Linked DNA regions of Homo sapiens: region 2 is linked to region 1. Evidence: chromatin contacts called from ENCODE Hi-C or POLR2A ChIA-PET data. All regions are on one chromosome and are shown on one strand. The core of a region is the stretch at or near the end of the contact, and the rest is flanking DNA. Distances in the headings are between cores, read along the strand shown.

The links. Hi-C counts contacts between places; a loop is a spot of excess contacts on that map. ChIA-PET counts read pairs that join two places held with the same protein, here RNA polymerase II (POLR2A). Pooled maps may share reads with other maps.
Region 2: a pooled map shows a loop between it and region 1 (2.7-fold over the local background). The contact joins two enhancer-like sites. A Hi-C loop is called at or near these places in 2 of 50 pooled maps. POLR2A ChIA-PET finds 5 or more read pairs at or near these places in 3 of 52 experiments (GM12878, HepG2 and WTC11).

What each region holds. Positions count from the first base shown.
Region 1 is chr16:57,373,790-57,379,645 of GRCh38, reverse strand. It overlaps CX3CL1 (C-X3-C motif chemokine ligand 1), which reads right to left. Exons shown (of 3, transcript NM_002996.6): 2 at 1-12. Among named protein-coding and RNA genes, the nearest start is that of CX3CL1, 4.2 kb to the right of the region's middle. RefSeq lists an enhancer at 475-1,055. Within about 2 kb of position 2,270, at least 5 of the 41 ENCODE cell types and tissues checked have a DNase peak (open chromatin) inside an H3K27ac peak, as active enhancers do.
Region 2 is chr16:57,258,046-57,263,901 of GRCh38, reverse strand. PLLP (plasmolipin) reads left to right here. Exons shown (of 4, transcript NM_015993.3): 2 at 1,832-2,005; 3 at 5,318-5,440. Among named protein-coding and RNA genes, the nearest start is that of ARL2BP, 16 kb to the right of the region's middle. RefSeq lists enhancers at 1,510-2,063, 2,064-2,619, 3,031-3,090, 3,101-3,240, 4,284-4,839 and 3 more and a silencer at 5,452-5,664. Within about 2 kb of position 3,206, at least 11 of the 41 ENCODE cell types and tissues checked have a DNase peak (open chromatin) inside an H3K27ac peak, as active enhancers do.

The DNA of each region.
Region 1 (5,856 bases), core at 1,021-3,520:
CGTGGTGCTGTCCTGAGTTCAAAGAGGTTCCTGGTCAGCAGGGATGTCTGTGGGCATCTGGCTTCCCAACCCCGTGCCAGATTGTCCCGGCCACACCACCCAAGCCAAAACTGATCCCCTGTACACCCTGGCCTTCAAGGCCTTTGACTCAGCCTCCCTCCCCTGCCAAACTTCTCTATGCCTCAGTTTCCCCACCTGTAAAATAGGAACAAAAATAGCATCTACCTCATAGTCTTGTTGTAAGAATAAGAAACGTGAATTCTTATTTATAGAGTTCTTTTTGCCTGGCACATATTAAGAGTTTAATTTTTTTTTTTTTGAGTTGGAGTCTTGCTCTTGTTGCCCAGGCTGGAGTGCAATGGCATGATCTCGGCTCACCGCAACCTCGGCCTCCCAGATTCAAGCGATTCTCCTGCCTCAGACTCCCGAATAGCTGGGATTACAGGCATGTGCCACGACTCCTGGCTAATTTTGTATTTTTAGTAGAGACGGGGTTTCTCCATGTTGGTCAGGCTGGTCTCAGACTCCCGACCTCAGGTGATCTGCCCTCCTTGGCCTCCCAAAGTGCTGGGATTACAGGCGTGAGCCACCATGCCCGAGTTAATTTTTAAAATTAAGTGGTCCATTGTGCAGCAGGGGGGATGAATCTGAGAGTGACAGGGACCTGCTAAGGTCACACAGCCAGCAAGTGATGGAGCAGGTTCTCCTGCTCTAGTCCCCACCGGGCCTGTGGCCTTGCCTATCCCCTCACCTCTGCCTTATTTCTTCCCGCTGCCATTTTTTTTTAAGAGATAGGGTCTTGTTCTGTTGCCCAGGCTGGAGTGCAGTGGTATAATCCTAGCTCACGGCAACCTCAAAATCCTGGGCTCAAGAAATCCTCCTGGCCGGGTGCGGTGGCTCACACCTGTAATCCCAGCACTTTGGGAGGCCGAGACAGATAGATCATCTGAGGTCAGGAGTTTGAGACCAGCCTGATCAATATGGTGAAACCTTGTCTCTACTACAAATACACAAATTAGCCTGGCATGATGGTGTGCACCTTTAGTCCCAGCTACTCGGGAAGCTGAGACAGGAGAATTGCTTGAATCCGGGAGGCAGAGGTTGCAGTGAGCTGAGATCATACCACTGCACTAAAGCCTGGGTGACAGAACAAGACTCCGTCTCAAAAAAAAAAGAAAAAAAAAAAAGAGATCTCTTGCCTCAGCCTCCCAAGTAGCTGGGACTACAGGTGCCTGCTACCATGCCTGGCTAATTTTTTTAAGAGACAGGGTCTTGCTATGTTGCCCAGGCTGGTCTTGAACCCCGACCGCAAGTGATTCTCCCACTTCAACCTCCGGAATAGCTGGGATTACAGATGTAAGCCACTATGCCCAGCAATAAACTTTTTAAAAAATATATAAGTACAACTGCTTTCTAAGGAAGGTGGGGTCTGCTGAATAGATGATCCTTTGTTCTGCTGCTGAGAGCCAGAATGAGCCCGAGAGCAGTTGCTGAAAGGTACTGAGTCATCCTGCCTAGGAGGGAAGAGGCATTTGAAATTCCTGGAGCAAGAAGAGTAAGGAGGAGGGTTGGAGATGGACGGTATGAATAAGGTGGGGGCAGAGTGGGGCGGAAGGGGCAGGCAGTAGCTGAGTGTCACGTGGAACCAGAGAGAAACCCCGGGACAGGACAAATAAACCCAACTATTTGATATAAACATTTGAAGTTGTTTACATTGAATTTCCACCTTTTCTCTTCCTCTATAATCTCCAGCAAATTTTCTTCTGCTTAGCTTGAGCTCAAGGAGGATGAGTATAAAAAACAAGGAAGAGCTTGAGTTTCAGATCTGAGTCAAGGTTATATGCAGCAAAAGCAAGACCCCAGAGGGTTTTGCAAACATCTGGAGACCAGGGCAGTCAAGAGAGCAAGCTGATCTTATCTAGCCCTTCAGAGCCTGGGAAACCCCCAGGGCATCCCTGGGCTCCACCAGAACACGAACTGCTCATGCATAAATATTTACATATATGTGGCCATGCAAACATACACCACTTTCCCAAATACAGGCACATGCACGCTTGCACACACAGAGAGACTTTGTAGAGTCTGCTGCTTCCTCTCTCCATCGCTCCCCCTTAGCTTTGGCCCACCCTGCTTTGTGGGAAGGTGGTTTAGGGCCGGCAGGTCTGGGTTGAGTCATCAAGGAGAAGCACTAGTAGCTTCAGGGGGTTGGGGGCTGTGTGCAGGAGGGGCTCCCCAGGTCACAGGGCTGTCCTTTCTCTCTGAGTAACCAGGATATAAAAGTCACTGTGTGGGCTGGCCACCCTCCTTCTGCAATGGAACCTCAGACTGACTCACCTGCAGCCTCCCCAGGCCCTATTGAGTGGAGCCAGGTGGCAGTCCCCTAAAATGGCCTGCAGGTGTCTTCTTTGGGAAGCCCCAGAAAATACGGTGCCCCTGAGTGACCAGAGACAGGAGGAGGCAAGGGAGGCTGCCCAATGGATAGGAAAGAAGGTCCATTCTGTGCTCCCCAAATCCAAGATGGGAAAAGCCATTGCCCACCTCCAGGGCTTTAAAGAGCCACAGAGTCATCCTGTCTCCAAAGTCCCCACCCTCTGCCACGGTCCCTGAATGGTCCTGGCCCGGCTCAGTTCTTGGTTCTGCCAGGAAGATTGTTTAACTGACCTGGGGAGCCTGTCCCTTCTCAGAGCTGAAATTTTCCTTTCTGTAAATGGAGACAATGCCTCATCCAGCCAGTCATATATTATCTGTCATAGGAGTGTCAGGAAGGCAGGGACCTTGTCTGTCTTGGTATCATAGTTTCCCAGCATCAAGCACAAGGTGGATACTCAATCAATATTCATTGAATGAAATTAGTCTCAGTTTACTTATCTCTCTTTAATGCATCTATCTACCTATCCATCCACCCGTCCACCCACTCTTATCAATCTTCTACCCATTCCTCGCCCACCTGCCACCTCCTGCCCAACCCCTATTCATCTCCATTCATCCATCTACCCACTCCCTCTCCCCTACCTACCACCTGTCAATCTTCCGCCCCCTTTTATCTCACCTACTCATCCATCCCTCATCATCCCCTCCCCATCCCTTCTTCCATCCATCCATCTGTCCATCCATCCACCCATCCATCCATCCATCCATTCATCCATCTATCCACCCATCCATCCATCCATCCATCCATCCATCCATCCATCCATCCATCCATCCACTTCCTGATTCAGCCAACACTGGCTGGAATTACTTTTGAGTATATACAAAAATCTCAGGCCCTCTTATCCTTAACCTTGAGCTCTTTCTCCCATAGGCACTGGTGCTGAGTTTGAAGAGAGTGCTTCCATCCCAATAAATGCCATCAGATCACTCTGTTTATTCAGTCAACCAACAAATGCTGGTTCCTCTTGCCAGGCCCTGTGCTGGGTGCTGTGAGGTACAGTGAGATGAACAAGGAATGCCTCTGGCCTCAGAAGGCTCCCAGCCTGATGGACAGGTAAATTAGGCACACAAAGTATCAGAGGTTTTATTTATTTTTTTTAATTGAACACCTACTGTGTATTGGACCCTGTGTCCAGCATGTACACATCTGCTCTCTTTAATTCCCAACATTCCTGCAAAGGGAGTATTATCCCAACTTTACAGATGCAGAAGCTGGAAATAAGAGAGGCTAAATGTGCCCAGTGCCACACAGCTGCATGGTGGCAGAGCTAGTTTTCTACTCAGCCCCTAAACACCCCACTGTTCTAGGCTACCCTAGATGCCAGGTAGAAACACAGTGTTCCAGAACATACCACAAACATATTGGGGTTTACATGAGGGAGAGACCACTTCCAACTTCAAATGGTCAGGGGAGGCTTCTTGGAGGAATTCTCCTTTAGGCTGGACCTCAAGGACTTCTAAGAGTCTTCCAGGGTCTTAGAAGGAGACTCAGGAAATGTCCTGGGTTGCTGGATGAGGTGATAAAGGGAGGGCTTGAGCCATTGCCCAGCTGTGTGTCCTGAGCAAGTCACTCGGACTCCCTGAGCCTCAGTTTCCTTACTTGTAAAATGGATGTGACAATACCTGCTTCACAGTGTGGTTGTGAGAATAAGAATTTTTTAACTTCTGGAGCATTTTTCCCTTAGGGCAAGGTTTCTCAACAGTGACACTACTGACATTTTGGACCAGACAATTCTTTGTTTTGGGGGCTGTCCCGGGTACTATAGGAGGTTTGGCAGCATCTCTGGCCTCTACACACTAGAGGCGAGTAGCTCAACTGAACCAAAAACATTGGGATATTTGTAACAAGTAAAAAATTTCTCTAGAAATTGCCAAATGGCCCATAGGGGAGCAAAATTACTCACTGAGGACCATTGCTCTAGAGATATCCACATGGCTCCCGCCCTCACCCCGCTCCAAACTGTGCAAAGCCACCTACTCAGTGGGCTTCCCTAACCCCCTATTTAAAATGTCAACACCTCTCTTCTCCCCTCTCTATTTTTCTTTTTCTTTTCTTTTCTTTCTTTTTTTTTTTTTTAAATGGACTCTCACTCTGTCACCCAGGCTGGAGTGCAGTGACACGATCTCGGCTCACTCCAACCTCTGCCTCCCAGGTTCAAGCGATTCTCTTGCCTCAGCCTCCCAAGTAGCTGGGACTACAGGCATGCACCACCACACCCAGCTAATTTTATATTTTTAGTAGAGACAGGGTTTCATGATGTTGGCCAGGCTGGTCTTGAACTCCTGACGTCAGGTGATCTGCCCGCCTTGGCCTCCCAATGTGCTGGGATTACAGGCATGAGCCCCTGCGCCCAGCCACCCCTCTCTATTTTTTTATCACAGTGCCTTTTCTCCTTCCAACAGACCACATTGTTTACTGATTTACTTTGTGTGTTATGTGTCCTCTGCAGTTGAATTACAGCACCTCGAGGGCTGAGGTCCTTGGCTGTTTTATTTATTGATGCCGCCCCAGTACCTAGAACCAGGTTTGTCACACAGTAGGTGTCCAATAACTATTTGTTGAATGAATGGACAAAATGCCTAAGGAAGCGCTTTGTGGCATAATACCTTAACCAACAGAAAAATGGAGGAATTTTTATTTAAATTAGACAGGGGCCTGGATCTGACACTCTTGAATTTATCCTCCCATGCCCTCCCCATCCACCCCCACTGCTAATGAGGCGGGTAGGCTATAGGAGCTTAAAACAGATTCGTTTTTTTTTCTCTTTCTTGCCAGGACTTGAGTGGGAGTGAATGCGTCAGCTCTTGGAGTGGGGGGGCAATGCTCTGCACTGACTCGTAGCTGCAGGTTTGTTATATAAAGTACAGAAGCCTCCTGCCTGACACAGCCCCACAAACCCACATTTGGGGACTGACGCAGCTGCCCCACACTAGTCAGGGCAGCAGCTACGAACCCCCCAGCCTCCTCTCGGGGTCTCTCTGGCTTCCAAACCACCCCCTTGTCCTACAGGGGCTCCCGAGGGCCTCTCAGAGCCATACATGTCAGCGTGGGAGAGGACTTCCAAGGTGAGCCTGGTCAAATGCCTAGTTTTACAGGAGGAGAAAGTGAGGCTGAGAAAGGTTCCAATAATGCCCAGGATCTTCCAGTAAAGCCAATGACCAAGATGAGGGCAGAAGCCTGGTTCTAAAGCCTCAGGCTGCTAGTCTGAGCACCCAGGGTCCCCCAGTGTCCCCTTTCCATCCTAGCCTAGGACCCTTCCCTCTCTCAGCTTAGTAAAAGTAATCCTCCTCCTCCGCCCTCTTCAAAACACCTCCATAGGCATTGGAACCTCGTCACCCTCCCCCAATCCACCGGAGAGGTAATAGCTATATTTAAAGATGCAGCAACTGGGACCAGAGGAGGCAAGACCCTGCTCACGGTCACAT
Region 2 (5,856 bases), core at 1,957-4,456, 120 kb after region 1:
CATGTACCTGGGCGCTGACCAGGGGAAAAAGAGGACACCTCTGTGTGTCTTGATTGGCAATGGAGCCTTTCTCCAAAGCTAGACCCTCGTGTCCTCTCCGTGGCCAGGGATTCCAGAGAGTGCCCTCGTGGAGAAGGCGCTCTCCAGAGCATCTCCACCAGCAAGGGGTGGGTGGGGGTAGGAGGGGCTGGGGAGGCCCAGGATGGCCACATCCGAGGTGCCTCTGGGGGCCTCCACGAGCTCCCTGGGCCCTGCCTCAGCTGGCCCTTTGCTGGCCTGCACCCTGAGACAGTCTGCATAGTGAGTCGACAAACCTGCCGCAGAGAATTCTCTGTGGCTGTGAGGGCTGGGGCCTGTGCAGTCCAGTTCGGGCTTGTGGAATAATAAAAAAACACTTCTGCTGCAATCATTTATGTGCATGAACTTGTGGGTCCTCACAGTAGCTCTACAAGATAGGAATGGTCATTATATGATAAGCAAGGGTGGTTATACACTTGCCCACGGCCACACAGCCGGTAAGGAGAGCCGGGATCGAAGCCAGACAGCTGGGCTCCAGAGTTCATGCTGTTAGCCACTACCCATGCTCTGCTGGGATGGTCAGGCCCATCCTGCCGTGTGGGAACAGCCTGACAGGTAGGCCCCTTGGCTTCCTGGAGGCCCAGTTTCACCTGTGAGATGGCAACACCTGTATAGAAGGGCATCTGGGAGAGCCGGAGACGTGGGGTGTTGGGCAGGAGGTCACCCAGAGGCCCTTGTGACGTTCTCTGCTGGGCCCAGCTGGGAGGGAGGACACAGGGCTGTTGTCTTCCCGCCTCTGGGACTGTGGTGACTTGATCTTCCTTTCAGCAGCTTTTACTGAGCCCCTGGCAGGGCCTAGGGCCTGTGCTGGGTGTGGGGACGTAGCTGTGAGACAGCCACGGCTGTGCCCTCGTGGAGCTCGCAGTCTGGGGAAGGGAACGATTATGGCCCTGGATGGTGGGTGCCTGGGGGGCCCTGTGAGCACTGATGAGGGCTCTGGGATGCCGGCTGGAGGCGTGGGGGTGTCCTGGAGCACCTGACATCTCAGCTGAGACCTGCAAGAGGAGTGAGAGTGCAGGGCAGGGCCCCGGTACAGTGGTGTATCACACGAGCCAAGTCAGCATTCCTTTTTAAATTTTTTTCTATTTTTTGAGACAATTTCACTCTGTCTCTGAGGTTGGCATGCAGTGGCATGATCATAGCTCACTGCAGCTTTTAACTCCTGGGCCCATGTGATCCTCCTGCTTCAGCCTCATGAGTAGCTGGGACCACAGGTGCGCACCACCATACCTGGCTAACTATTATTATTATTATTATTATTTTTGCTTTTTGAGACGGATTTTCACTTTTGTCTCCCAGGCTGGAGTGCAGTGGCGTGATCTCAGCTCACTGCAACCTCTGCCTCCCAGATTCAAGCAATTCTCCTGCCTCAGCCTCCCAAGTAGCTGGGATTACAGGCACACGCCACCATGCCTGGCTAATTTTTGTATTTTTAGTGGAGACAGGGTTTCACCATGTTGGCCAGGCTGGTCTCGAACTCCTGACCTCAGGTGATCTGCCTACCTCAGCCTCCCAAAGTGCTGGGATTACAGACGTGAGCCACTGCGCCCGGCCTTAATTTTTCTGTAGAGATGGGGACTTGCTCTGTTGCCCAGGCTGGTCTTGAACTCCTGGCCTCCAGCGATTATTACACCTTGGGCTCCCAAAGTGCTGACATTACAGGCATGAGCCACTGTGCCTGGCCAGTATTTCTTAGCTAGATAAGAAATGAAACCGCATCTCTGGCCAATCCTGCCTTGTCTGACCCTCCTAGGTGCTGGGGCTGCTGGTGTGGGCGCTGATTGCGGACACCCCGTACCACCTGTATCCGGCCTATGGCTGGGTGATGTTCGTCGCTGTCTTCCTCTGGCTGGTGACAATCGTCCTCTTCAACCTCTACCTGTTTCAGCTGCACATGAAGTTGTACATGGTTCCCTGGCCACTGGTGGTGAGTCTGGGTGGGGGTACTGGAAGTGGCTATGACAGGACCACTGTGACTTTCCCTAGAAGAAGTGGCAGGGTGTGGGGGGGTGGCCTGACATCCTCACTGACCTAAGCTGATCTGCAGAGCCAGGGGTGGAGGTGAGGATTGATGGTTCAGAGGTCCAGTTTTTCTATTTTTCCTTCAAGACAGTGTCTCACTATGTGCAGGCTGGAGTGCAGTGGCTCAATAATGGCTCACTGCAGCCTTGAACCCCTGGGCTCATGTGATCCTCCCATCTCAGCCTCCCCAGTAGCTAGGACTACAGGCACGTGCCACCATGCCCTGCTAATTTTTATTTTTATTTTTTGTAGAAGAGGAGTCTCACTTTATTTCCCAGGCTGGTCTTGAACTCCTGGGCTCAAGCAGTTCTCTCACTTTGGCCTCCCAAAATTCTGGGAGTACAGGAGTGAGCCACCATGCCTAGGTGCACGGTTTTTTGGGGAACCATGAGCCAGGAAGGACACAGGCTTGACTTTGTCCCAGGAGGGGAGTAGAAGTGAGGGGCTGTTGAGTGGATTTGTAAGAGGCCATTTGGAATCTTAAAAATATTTTTCCCGGCCGGGTGTGGTGGCTCACGCCTGTAATCCCAGCACTTTGGGAGGCTGAGGTGAGTGGATCACCTGAGGTCAGGAGTTTGAGACCAGCCTGACCAATATGGTGAAACCCTGTCTCTACAAAAAATACAACAATTAGCAAAATACAACAATTAGCCAGGTGTGGTGGCGCGCGCCTCTAGTCCCAGCTACTTGGGAGGCTGAGACAGGAGAATTGCTTGAACCCAGGAGGCGGAGATTGCAGTGAGCCGAGATCACACCATTATACTCCAGCCTGGGTGACAGAGCAAGACTCCACCTCAAAAAAAAAATTTCCCTCTGGGGGTGGTCAGAATTTGTGCCTGTGTTGTGTGAGTTTGTGAGATTGTAGCTTGGCCCAGGTAGGCAGCCCTGTGGCTGGAGGCTGTGGCAAGCTGTCAGAAGTTGCCCAGGCCAGGGCCTCAAGTGTGCAGGACAAGCTCGGGCACCTGGCTGCCTGCAGGTGAGGCCCTGAGGCCTGGGAGAGGCTGGGCTCCCCAGGTTTGCCCCAGGACAGTCTCCCCAGGACACAGGGCTGAGAGCGGACATGGGAAGTACCCCGGCCAGACACACAGAAAGCTGCTGGTTTTTTTTTTCCTCTGACCCGGAAAACCCCTGCAGCTGGGGTCTGAGGCTTTCAGTGAGAAGAGAGGCGAGAAAGGCACATGATTGTAAGACAAGCAAGGCTGGGACTAGGCGGCATTGTTTGGAATTCAATGACTTTTTAAACCGAGGAAACGTGAGTCATCCTCAAGACAGAATGGGTTTGTTAGATCTCGACATCCCTGGCAGAAACAGGCAGCGTTTGCAGGGGTCGCTGGGCTTGCAGGGAAGATTTTGGGGCGAGGAGGCGGTGCCTTGACTTCCGGGCTCAGGGTCCACCCCCTCCCTCACGTCCCAGGGACCTCTAAGAGAGAAATCTCCAGAGATAAAAGCCTGTGTGTCTCTTAGGTGCAGATTTGGGGCTCCAGCCGTGGCTGTTAATGGAAGGAGGCTCCCTTCTGCCACAGTGGCAGGACATTGCTTCTTGTGCTTCTGGACCCTCAACGAATGGGGCAGAGAGGGCTTAACTGCATCTAGAGAAGGCTGGATTAGCATGGCCAATTTGGGATTTTCTGGCATGGGGGCTACAGACCCCTACAGGATCCAGGCAAGATATGTGAGTAAATTGGGTCAGGAGGGACCCTGGAGAAGCCAGCATCCATCTGCCCATCGCAAGCTGCCTCTATACTCACTTCATCTGTTCCTAGTGGGAATGCAGCCCCTTTGGAGCGAAATCTTTTGATATCCTAAGTTTTTTTTTTTTTTTTTTTAGACAAAGTCCCGCTCTGTTGCCCAGGCTGGAGTGCAGTGGCACGATCTTAGCTCATTGCAACCCCTGCCTCCCAGGTTCAAGTGATTCTTCCGCCTCAGCCTCCTGTGTAGCTGGGATTACCGGTGGGCACCATCACTCTTGGCTAATTTTTGTATTTTTATTGGAGACGAGGTTTCACCATGTTGGCCAGGCTGGTCTCTAACTTCTGACCTCAAGTGATCTGCCTGCCTCGGCATCCCAAAGTGCTGGGATTACAGGCATGAGCCACACTGCACCCGGCCAAGATTTTTTTAATATAAAATTTTTACATGAAGTCTTCAGGTTTTCATGAAATCTAATTTTATAATGTTGGTAATTTTTTAAAAGTATATTGGACGAACTGAATGAATGTTTGAGGACCAGGCGTTTGAAGACGGTGAATGGGCTCCTGGGGCCAAGCGTTTGGGATGAGGGACTGGTCCCTGGTTGTCAGCAGAGGGCCCCTTCCTGCCAGTCTGGTTCCATATCCAGCTTGAAATATCTGGTCCTCTTGGTCCTGACCCTGGCATTTGCTTAGAGCCTTGAGCTTAGGATGTGGCCAAGAGGGAGACAAAAATTCTTCCCCCTGAAGGCAGAGAGGGATGTGAGGCCCAGCCCAGGACTGGCCACAGAGCCAAACCTTGCAGTGGTACCAGGGATGGCCTGGGCTTGGCCCTGGACCACACTTGGAGGAGTAGCCTGTGTTTCTTTAGCTGGTACAAAGAGATGGGTCATGGATTGGGCTCTTTCTGTGAGGAATGGGTCTGGCACTGCCACTACCCCATCACTGAGGCCCTCCTGTCATTCCCCTCCTCCAGCCTCAGGTGTGTTCATGCTCCCTGCTCAGCAGGCCTCCTGGGGACCAGGGCCTCATGGGCTGACTCCCTGGAAACTGTGGCCTCTTGAGGCCCTGTTGGTGGGAAAGACCCAGGTGTTTGCATCACCATCCAATGGCTATTCAAGGAGTGTGCCAGTGGGAACCAAGAAGCCCCAACCGTTGGTCTTGTCTTTTTTTTTTTTTTTTTTTTTTTTTTTGAGACAGGATCTCACTGTGTCACCCAGGCTGGAGTGCAGTGGTGTGATCATGACTCACTGCAGCCTCAACCTCCCGGCTCCAGGTGATCTTCCCATCTCAGCCTCCCAAGTAGCTGAGATCACAGGCATGCGCCACCATGCCTGGCTAACTTTTTTATTTTTGTAGAGATGGGGCCTACCTATGTTCCCCAGGCTGGTCTCTAACTCCTGGGCTCAAGCGATCCTTCCACTTCAGCCCCGCAAAGTGCTGGGATTACAGGTGTGAACCACCGTGTCTGGCCTCTCTTTGTGTCTTAAGCCTTTTCTCTCCCCACTCCCTACCCCCATGTCCTGCAGTTAATGATCTTTAACATCAGCGCCACCGTTCTCTACATCACCGCCTTCATCGCCTGCTCTGCGGCAGTTGACCTGACATCCCTGAGGGGCACCCGGCCTTATAACCAGCGCGCGGCTGCCTCGGTGAGTCTGCTTCCCAGGCTCCCTTGGTGGTCTGCAGGGTCTCAGCCCCAGGACTCAGGCTGCTCGCTTGGTCTGAGGCCAGGCACCTGCCACCTCCTGAGGGGTTGTCACCTGAACACTCAGTGGGTCTTAGAGGGGAGCCGGGCCGCCTCCAGGCTTCCATAATTAACAGTGGAGAGTGGTGTGTGGTGGGCAATGGAAGTTTTGGGTTAACTATTTTTTCTTTTTTTTGAGATGGAATCTTGCTCTGTTGCCCAGGCTGGAGTGCGGTGACGTGATCTCAGCTCACTGCAACCTCTGCCTCTTGGGTTTAAGTGATTCTCCTGACTCAGCCTCCCAAGTAGCTGGGACTAGAGGTGTGTGCTGCCACACCCGCTAATTTTTTTGTATTTTGTATTTTTTTTGGAGATGGAGTC